Regions from separate parts of the Mus musculus genome. Here region 2 is linked to region 1. A link is a loop called in an ENCODE intact Hi-C map of the cell type or tissue named here. Cell type or tissue: left cerebral cortex. All regions are shown on one strand. Each heading gives the region's core, and the rest is flanking DNA. Links, peaks and the distances in the headings are about the cores only.

Region 1 (4,398 bases), core at 124-4,123:
ACTCACCAGACAGTGACAGTGCCTCTGGTCTCTATCCAGTCTAGGTGCAAAACAAAGCATAGGCGCTCTACCCTCAAGGAGTCAATTGGGTTAAGTGACGTCTCTATTCCTGGCTTTGTGGACCCGTAGAACTCTCTCAGTCACATTCATTTTCCACATCTGCCTTCCTCTTTTCACAGCCCTGCACTCTACAGGCTAGGAACAGTTCTCCTGTGAAGAGAAATGTGAAAAGGGAAGACGCTTGCTTCATTGGAAAGGAGAGCTTTAGCATTTCCATTTCTCAGATTGGGCCGGAACTAGCACATAAGCCTCAGAAGATCAGCACAGGGCCCAGTCCAACTCAGTACCCATCAGGCCTCCTTTTCACAGAGCTAGAAAATGATGTATTTTCAGCAGAGCTTAAAATGATCATCATGATTAGAAAGCTACTTCAGTGCACTGAGTCTTTAGGAGCCAAGATACATTTAACTTTAACATGATCATATAATCTATAGGGGTGTTTTGAGGGTGTTTTTTCCCCTTAGGAACTGGGCTTCCAACCTTAGAAATTATACTTGGCTTCCCTACATGCACCCAGGGTGTGCTAGCGAGCTGGCATCCTTTCCTGAGCTAACTAGCTGTGTGGTCCTCCTATGCACCAATAGAAAATAGCTCCTGATTCCTCTTAAAGCCATGCCATCCTGGTGGCTGCATGAGCTCTGGAAGGTAGCAGTGGGCAATGCAGAGAAGCAACCAATGTGCTAGATAACGGGCAGACGTTAATGAAGCCACTTATTTACTGAGTGCTTTCCCAAAGGATATGCGAGGATGCGACCCACTTCTCTGAAACCTTTAAAACAGAGCTGGGTCCCCTTGCGAAATAGCAGTGCCAAGACCTATATCAACATTATGTTAAAAAAAAAATGGTCGCATGGAGTTTCTGTAATATAGTTGTATGCCAAAGAAATTACTATTGCTATTTAATTATGTAAAAGAATATCTACTTACTAAAAAATAGTAACAATGGTAACGAAAACAAAACAAAGCCAAAAGCTACGCCGTGAGTGGCCATGGACATGGCTTCCCATCCATCCCCAAAGGCAGCCGTTTCCATGGATTGATACATTTTCTTCTAATGATTCTTTAGCAAGCTCAATCTATTTTTTTCTACTTTTTCAACCAATATAATAACAATTTTGGACTTCAAGAATTTTTAAATTTCTTTTCAAAACCAAAAGAAAAAGGAAACAATAGTAAGGGTCATTTAAGCTTTTTCTCCACACTGGAGTTTTGAAGATGAGAAACTGCCTGCTTGTGTTTGGTTTTTTAAGTGAAGTGCTCGAGGTAGGCACTTGCCAATGTGAGAGAAGCTGCATATGTTGTAATGCTATAATCAGGGCTTTTTTTTTAATTCATTTATTCTCCTACAATTAGGGCTCTCCATACCATGTAATCTATAGATAGCACATAGAGCTACAGGTGTTCTGTGAACTGCTGAGGAAGAGTGGGTTTAAAGAAGCCCTCCTTAGATGCACAGAGATCTGTCCACACAAAGAAGCCCTTCTAAGAAAGGGAAAGTCACTTGAAAAAGAACGTGTATGGAGTCATTTTGGGTTACTTACTACAACCTTCAACTTTCTTTTGCACTAGCCTCTCAGGAAGTGTCTCCTCTACCTCCTGCCATCTGAATGCTGAATTATTCTATCCCTCCTTTGTTTTAATAGAACCAGGATTGCATTTGAAGTTAAGCTGCAAAAAACCAGTCGATCAACAGATTTTCGAGTCCCACAGTCAATATGCACCATGTTTAATGTTATGGTTGATGCCAAAGCTCAATCAACAAAACTTTGCAGCATGGAAATGGGCCAAGAGGTAAAAATAATAATAATAATAAAATCCTTCCCCCTCCCTCACTCCTCCCCCCTCTTCTCTCTCCATTGATCATATACAAGAAAACTTCACAAATTTCTTCCCAAGTCTGCTAGTTTTAGAAATACATTCTTAATATTTGCAGATTAAGCCATGGATAAGTGTTCAGTATCTGTCAAGTCAATTTCTGAGGCACGCGCTGATGAGCGTGCCAGTCACTTGGAAGTAGTTCTTGGCTGGAGTTCAAGTGGTTGTAAGGTTTCTCTAAGCTAAAGGATGTTTGATGACCTTATTTATTAGGCCATTCTCTGTACTAGATATGGGAGTGTCCGAATGCTAGTCTCTTTCCATGAGTAGTACATCTTAGCCCATGAACATGTGGCTAGCAGGAGAAATCCAACCAACTTCAAGCCACTCCCAAGCTATGCCAGTAGGTTCTGCAAGTCCAAAGCAATTTTCAGGCTTTCAGTTTTCCCTAGAATGAATTGATTGTGAATCTGCCCTGACCAGAAGTTTATTCCTTTGCAGAGTTTCTGATTCTAAAGTCAGATTTAAAACGTGAAGGAGAAGGAAGCAGCAACTTGGACTTGATCAAAGACGATCATGATCATTTTCCTCCGATGGCCTTAAGCCAGCTAGATATTCATATACCAATTTAGAATTAATTCAGTAACATTTCTGGCAACTCTATACTGTTGCCAATTGGCATAAATTGCTCCTAAATCAGATCTTTCGATACCAGCCTTACATGCTCAGAATTTTTACTAAATTATATTTGCTCCTTGTTCGTTATTTATTTTCTCTTTCGGCACCTTCCATTTTATATGTGGGTTGGTGGTGTTCTCTTCTGGCAAGATCTCCTCCAACCTTGTTTCCCCCACAAGTGAGCTTCCTCAGCCACCCCTGCTAGCTTCTGCTCTAGCTGATTTCCTTTGAGCCTCCCCCATGAAGTTAAAGCTCTAGGCACCAGAGTCAATACAGAGCCCTGGGTTCTCATTCCCAAAGCACCTGTGCAAAAGAGTCAGAAAACTTCTCTACAAATTCATTGTGCATCAACCATCCAGAATTCCCTGGAGATTCATATCATAGTATTTCAGCTTGTCTGGGCTGTGTTAAAAGAATCTAAACTTCTGGAGGACAATTCTTGAGGAATGACATCCAAGATATCCTCTGGCATCCCCCACACATGCATGCACCAGCACACAGATACAAAAATGAGCACATATGTACCACACACGTACACACATGCACCTTCATAGATACATAAATGCACATGTTACCAAAATTAAAAAAAAACACCCCACTTACACACAGGAATTTAGGCTTCTGTGGCTATCTCTGATGAGGATACCCACATTGGTGGCAATCCTAGAAGACACAACCTAGAAGCACTGATCTGAGGCTCCCAGTTGTCTGAAAATGAGACACAGAGAGAGAGATGTTGAAACAATGGGAAGGGTATCCTAGGTTGCCAGTCACCTGGAAAAGTGTCTTGAGTTGTGCTGCAAACTGGACTTGGATAATCCTGGCAGCCTCTTTGAGCCTCAGTTTTCCCACCTGTAAAATGATATCACTGGTGTACTTTTATCTGGCCTATTCTAGCTGCAGAATCAGTTTTTCATACTTTATGCAGAAGCATAACACATAAAAATATAGAAATAGAGTTGATCTGGAGGGGGGGTCACCTTTCCTCTCCACCCTAGAGCCTCTACACACTATCACTTGCCCACGTTTACCTGAAGGATTCTGAAGTTCATGGTTTTCACAGAGTCCACCTTGCAAATCTTACTGTGAGATCTCTAAATCATCAAATCTCTCTAAGTCATTAAAGATACCGTTTCAGTTTATGCTTCTGGGATGGTATCACTCTGGAACCTCTCTCCCCTTAAAGCCTCCACTGCTTGTGTTGTTGTTGTTGTTGCTGCTGCTGCTGCTACTACTACTACTACTACTACTACTACTACTACTACTACTACTATTACTGTTGCTACTGCTTCTTAAATCATGGAGGTATAAATCACATTCATATAGGATTTATCCTTCAAAAGTATACATTCCCATAGCTGTCTTCCCATAGCAGCCATCACAGTCAATTGTATGCCATGTTCATGGTCTTAAAAAGAAACCAATCATACATCAATAGCCAGTGTTCTACCTATATTCCCAGTTCTACGTTATCTTCAACCTATATTCTTCAGATGTGCCTGTTTCTGTTTATTGCCTTTTACATAATAAAAACCAAGCAATAGGTGGGTGGTAGGTGTCTGCCTTCTTTCACTTAGCATAATATTTTCAAGATCCATGCATGTTGTAGCATGCACTGTTCTTTCTATTTGTGATTAAATAATATTCCAGGATATATATCTTTGACCAATTGTTAGCTTGGTTATTTGGTATATATATATATACATATATGTAGAGAGAGAGAGTTTTTCTAGGCATAATGTACATGTATTTGCCTCTCTTCCATTCTGTTTCAATATTTTTTAATATATACATCTTCTGTGTGCTATAGTATCCTTCAAAACAAGAACAAAAAGAAAGCAAAGG
Region 2 (4,398 bases), core at 233-4,232, 49 kb after region 1:
ATGTACATACACACACACACACACACACACACACACACACACACATGTTCATACACATGCACACACAAACACATGGAATATCCAAGGTACATTCTGTGGAACAAATATCATCACATTCTGTTAGAGTAGATAAGATATACTGTTAATATTTCTCATTGATTAACCAGTAAACTATTTCTGTCTCTGCTCCATAAAGGCTAAGGCTACTTTTTCAAGGTTTCAACTACTAGGCCCTAAGCCAGAGTTTTTACTCAAAGCTTGCTGCATTTTGTTATTCTTTGGGGTTTTGGGGTGGGGCGGGTTGTTTGGTGTTACCCTAGCAGAAACTTACATAGACCAGGCTGGCCTCTAAGTTGCAGCAATTCTTCTGTCTCTGCCACAGATATGAACCACCATACCACTCTCTAATTTTGTCCTTAATGATAGGTTATAAAATATTATCTCCAAGTTCCTGGCACTCCGACTATAGTCAGTGGTCCCCAGCATATCATCAATGAGATATTGTAGAAGCTGCATGGTATTAGCCTTAGACTTAGCTGCACTCAACCAGGATCCTCTGGCATTTCAAATATAAACCAAAGTTCAAAAGATACTAAGCAAACCCAGTGATTTCCAAACTTACTTGGAAGAAGTAAAACTAATATCAGTGATAGAATACTCAACTAGCATGCATGAATCTTACATACACATTAAGAAATAATTTTTAAAAAAGAACAAATGGGGGCTAGAGAGATGTCTCAGAGGTTAAAAGCACTGACTGCTCTTCCAGAGGTCCTGAGTTCAATTCCCAGCAACTACATGGTGGCTCACAACCATCTGTAATGGGATCCAATACCGTCTTCTGCTATGAGTGAAGACAGCTACAGTGTACTCACATACACAAATAAATAGATCTTAAAAAAAAAAACCAACGTAACTGCAGTTCAGTTTAAGCACCATTAGGACACACTCACACACAATACACATACTCACATGCACATACACACATACACATATGTATGTACAAATGCACACACACGCATACATACATACTCACATACATACACACGTACACACAGCTTTTAAACCAATATTTACCATTATTGCATGTATTGGCTCTGATATGTTCCATTCCACCTTTCAAAAATATTGATGATAACAAAATTTCACTTGAACAGGTTACATTCTTCAGTTTCTAAGACATTATTTAGAATGAAGTTTCTCATACTTGATCATATTGACATTTTGAGCTATGTAATTCTTTGTTGTGGGAACTATTCTATATTTTAAAGGATGAAGTCACATTGGTGATTTCTGCTTGAGATGCTAGCAGCAATCGCCATCCCCCAAACTGTGAAAACAAATGTCTCCAGGTAGGACTACATTTCCACCGGCAGGGCAAAATAAATCACTACTGTTTGTGAGCCACTGATCTGGAAGGAAAGAGGTCATACAGGATAACCTCTTAGAGGAAGGTCAACCTTCCCTCTGCATCCCCACGATCTCACATGAGTTTACGAGGATGCTTTGGTGATGACAACAATGATGAGCTGATTTCTCATCAGAATCCTTACTCACCAAGCCCATTGTCCACCAGAAGTTATTTCAACTGTCCGTGCTGTGCTACAAGAAACACTCCACTTGAGGGACTTAGAGCCATGCTAGGGAGAGCTTGTGAGAGAGTTTGGACTCTGTGTTCCTTCTCTCGCTTGCTTCCTCTAGAATAGTCTTGTCAGTAGCCAGGAGAAGTCACTGAGGAAGTATGTTAAGTCGCCAAAATGCTTTTACCCAATGGTTTCTCTTTCCATTTTGAAGTTATATAGGGACCTTGTCTAGGAAAGGAAAGGGAAAGAAAGAAAAGAAAAGAAAAATGGCCGGGCAGTGGCACGCACCTTTAATGCCAGCACTCAGGGGGATGAGGCAGGTGGATCTCTTTGAGTTCAAGACCAGCATGGTCTACAGAATGAGTTCCAGGGTAGCCAGGGCTACACAGTAAAATCCTATCTCAAAAGAAAAAATTAAAAACAAACAAAAATGGCTATTTCTATCAGGTAGCATTCTGGACATTTTCCCATGCCTAAAACTCCAAAAAGAAGTTTCAACTCACATTCTTCATTCACACCAAATTCCCAGTTCAGACGAGAATGCTTCTTGGCCAACTGTTCTGCTAAACCCCTGCCAAGTTGACTCAGAGTCCAGTTAGTGGAATCTGCGGGTTCACCCACAGCAGGAAGATTCCCATGTCAATCTCCTTCAAGGGCGGTGTCGCTCGCCATCTTGATTTGCCTTGCCTGCCTTTGGCAGAAGTTTTACTGTGACTATGCTTGGACTAAAGCCAGTCATGCCAACAAAATTGTAGGTCTGATCCAAGACAGGGTTATTATTAATTACCAAATGTATGTGCCAACCATGAAAGAGAAAGACCCCTCTCATTAACTTCATACAGACAAAAAAAAAATTAAATAGGATCTCATATAGCTCAGACTGGCTTTGAATTCATCATGAAGCTGATGATGACCTTAAACACAGCTTCCATCTCTTGACAAGCACCCAACCAACTGAATACATCTCATCTCCAAAAACCCATTGAAAAAAAAAAAAGAACAAATAATATGTAAAATCAGCAAAGTCAAAAACCTGTGAGATGGCTCAACTGATAAAGGTAACTGTTGCCTGAGTCCAATCCTCACATCTCACATAGCAGAAGGAGAAACACACACACAGACACACACATTGTGTCAAGTTCACATGCATGAACACACCTGCACACAATAAATGGAAGATCATCAAAGTTAAACTCATGTATTGTTTTCTATTGAAATTCTCTAAATCTCCCTTTAGGGAAATCTCCCTTCTTTAGGTTGAGAAAATATATCTTTGACCTAGGAAGTCATTCTGAGATGGAGAAATTCTTGCTCTTAAAGGCATCTTCTTTTGGGAAGTCTAAATAAGCATTTTCTTATGGTATGAGTTAGTTCTTCAGAGACATTTTCTCCTATCTCACCTTGGAGTTTGGGAATGTAATGATTTGGTATGGCCAGAAGTTATAGGTCAAAGATGCAACTAAACATCTGTGTTACCTACAGCCCAGCTTCACCCCACAATACAAAGTTACCCTGTAAAGTCCACAGTGCAGAGACTGAAAAATAAAATAAAATAAAATAAAATAAAAGCCTGCTCTAAATTATGCCTCCACTCACACAAATCCTTTGTCTTAATAATGTGGGCTGTTGAAGTTTTGAGTTCATATAAATCATTACCATTGCCCCTGGCCATTTCATCACCGAAGGACTTTATCTAAAGACTCTGCCCCTGAAGAATGCTCTACTTGGCAGATAGCTCACACACTCGTCTCCAAAGTCCTTTTGACAAGCTTCATCATAAACCATCTTTCTAGAGACAAAAAATAAATGGCTAAGAATCATTAGCACCTAACCTTCTCAGCTTAAATTTAGTACTCACCCATGTGCAGTTCCCATAGAGCACTGAGGGTTACTCAGAAACTCCCTGGTTCCAGGCTCACTGCCTCTCCCATCCATTACCTCTGGAAGGAGCTAGTCCCGTTTTATCACAAACACACTGAGAGCACAAGTTTTACAGTTAGACAGCCCAAAGTTCAGTTCTGGTCCTTCCCCAGGCTCATTTCCTTTTCTGTAAAAGTATAGTTTGAATAAATGGACTTCTACTCTTTGTATTCAGAGAGCTGAACAAGACAATATGTGTTAAGCACAGATTAATGGGTATACCACACAGAAATAGCTCGGTGAGTTGTTCTTGGTGTTGTTGTTATTAGCCTAAAACCAGCCCATACTCTTATCTGATGTTAAGGAGGATAGGCAGGGATAAATTCTATGTTGGATGGGATCTGAAAAAAACATGAAAAAAATTGTCACAGGACATAACAGGAAGTAACAAAGAGCCCAGCTGTGCTGCAGGACCCCACCCTCGTGCTGAAGGGATAGTCAAGTAGAGCACTTGTCTATAGTATATGGGAAGCCTTGGGTTCCTCTCCAGCAATGACAACAATTCCATTTGCATGAAGGAGGCTGGAGCCACAGAAGGCCCAGAACCTGAGCTGGACCTGTACACCTATCTATACATGCCTAGGACAGGGGCAGAGGATAGGTGGAAGACTGTGCTAAAACAGTAAACATAGAAGCATTGTTCATTTGGGGTGTCTCTGACCCCCCCCCCTCCTGTAACTTTTCAGTTTTCTTGTTTATTTTCTGTCTTGTGAAACAGGGCATCACCATTTAGGCCAGCCTAGCCTTGCCTCCATTTCTCAATGGCAAGTGTGTGCCACCACACCCAGCCCCACACTGCATCTTAAAAGCCTTATAAACTGGGCTTTAGAGAAAGTGTGTGTGTGTGTGTGTGTGTGTGTGTGTGTGTGTAAGTGCATGTGCATGTGTGCTCACA

The links. Hi-C counts contacts between places; a loop is a spot of excess contacts. Peaks named below come from ENCODE experiments on the same cell type or tissue, not always from the same donor. Only the 100,000 strongest peaks of a DNase experiment are listed, where the experiment ranks them.
Region 2: a loop joins it to region 1, with 2.1 times the contacts of the local background. A loop is called at or near these places in 1 of 42 quality-filtered maps.

Annotation. Positions count from the first base shown.
Region 1 is chr14:12,447,175-12,451,572 of GRCm38, reverse strand. Cadps (Ca2+-dependent secretion activator) reads left to right here. Exons shown (of 31, transcript NM_001042617.1): 25 at 1,704-1,851. Among named protein-coding and RNA genes, the nearest start is that of Fezf2, 100 kb to the right of the region's middle. In left cerebral cortex, for the core only: no CTCF peak of the experiment used is centred there; DNase peaks (open chromatin) are centred at 303, 550, 2,489 and 2,731; H3K27ac peaks cover 484 bases.
Region 2 is chr14:12,398,131-12,402,528 of GRCm38, reverse strand. All of the region lies in intron 29 of Cadps (Ca2+-dependent secretion activator), which reads left to right. Among named protein-coding and RNA genes, the nearest start is that of Fezf2, 54 kb to the right of the region's middle. In left cerebral cortex, for the core only: no CTCF peak of the experiment used is centred there; a DNase peak (open chromatin) is centred at 2,240.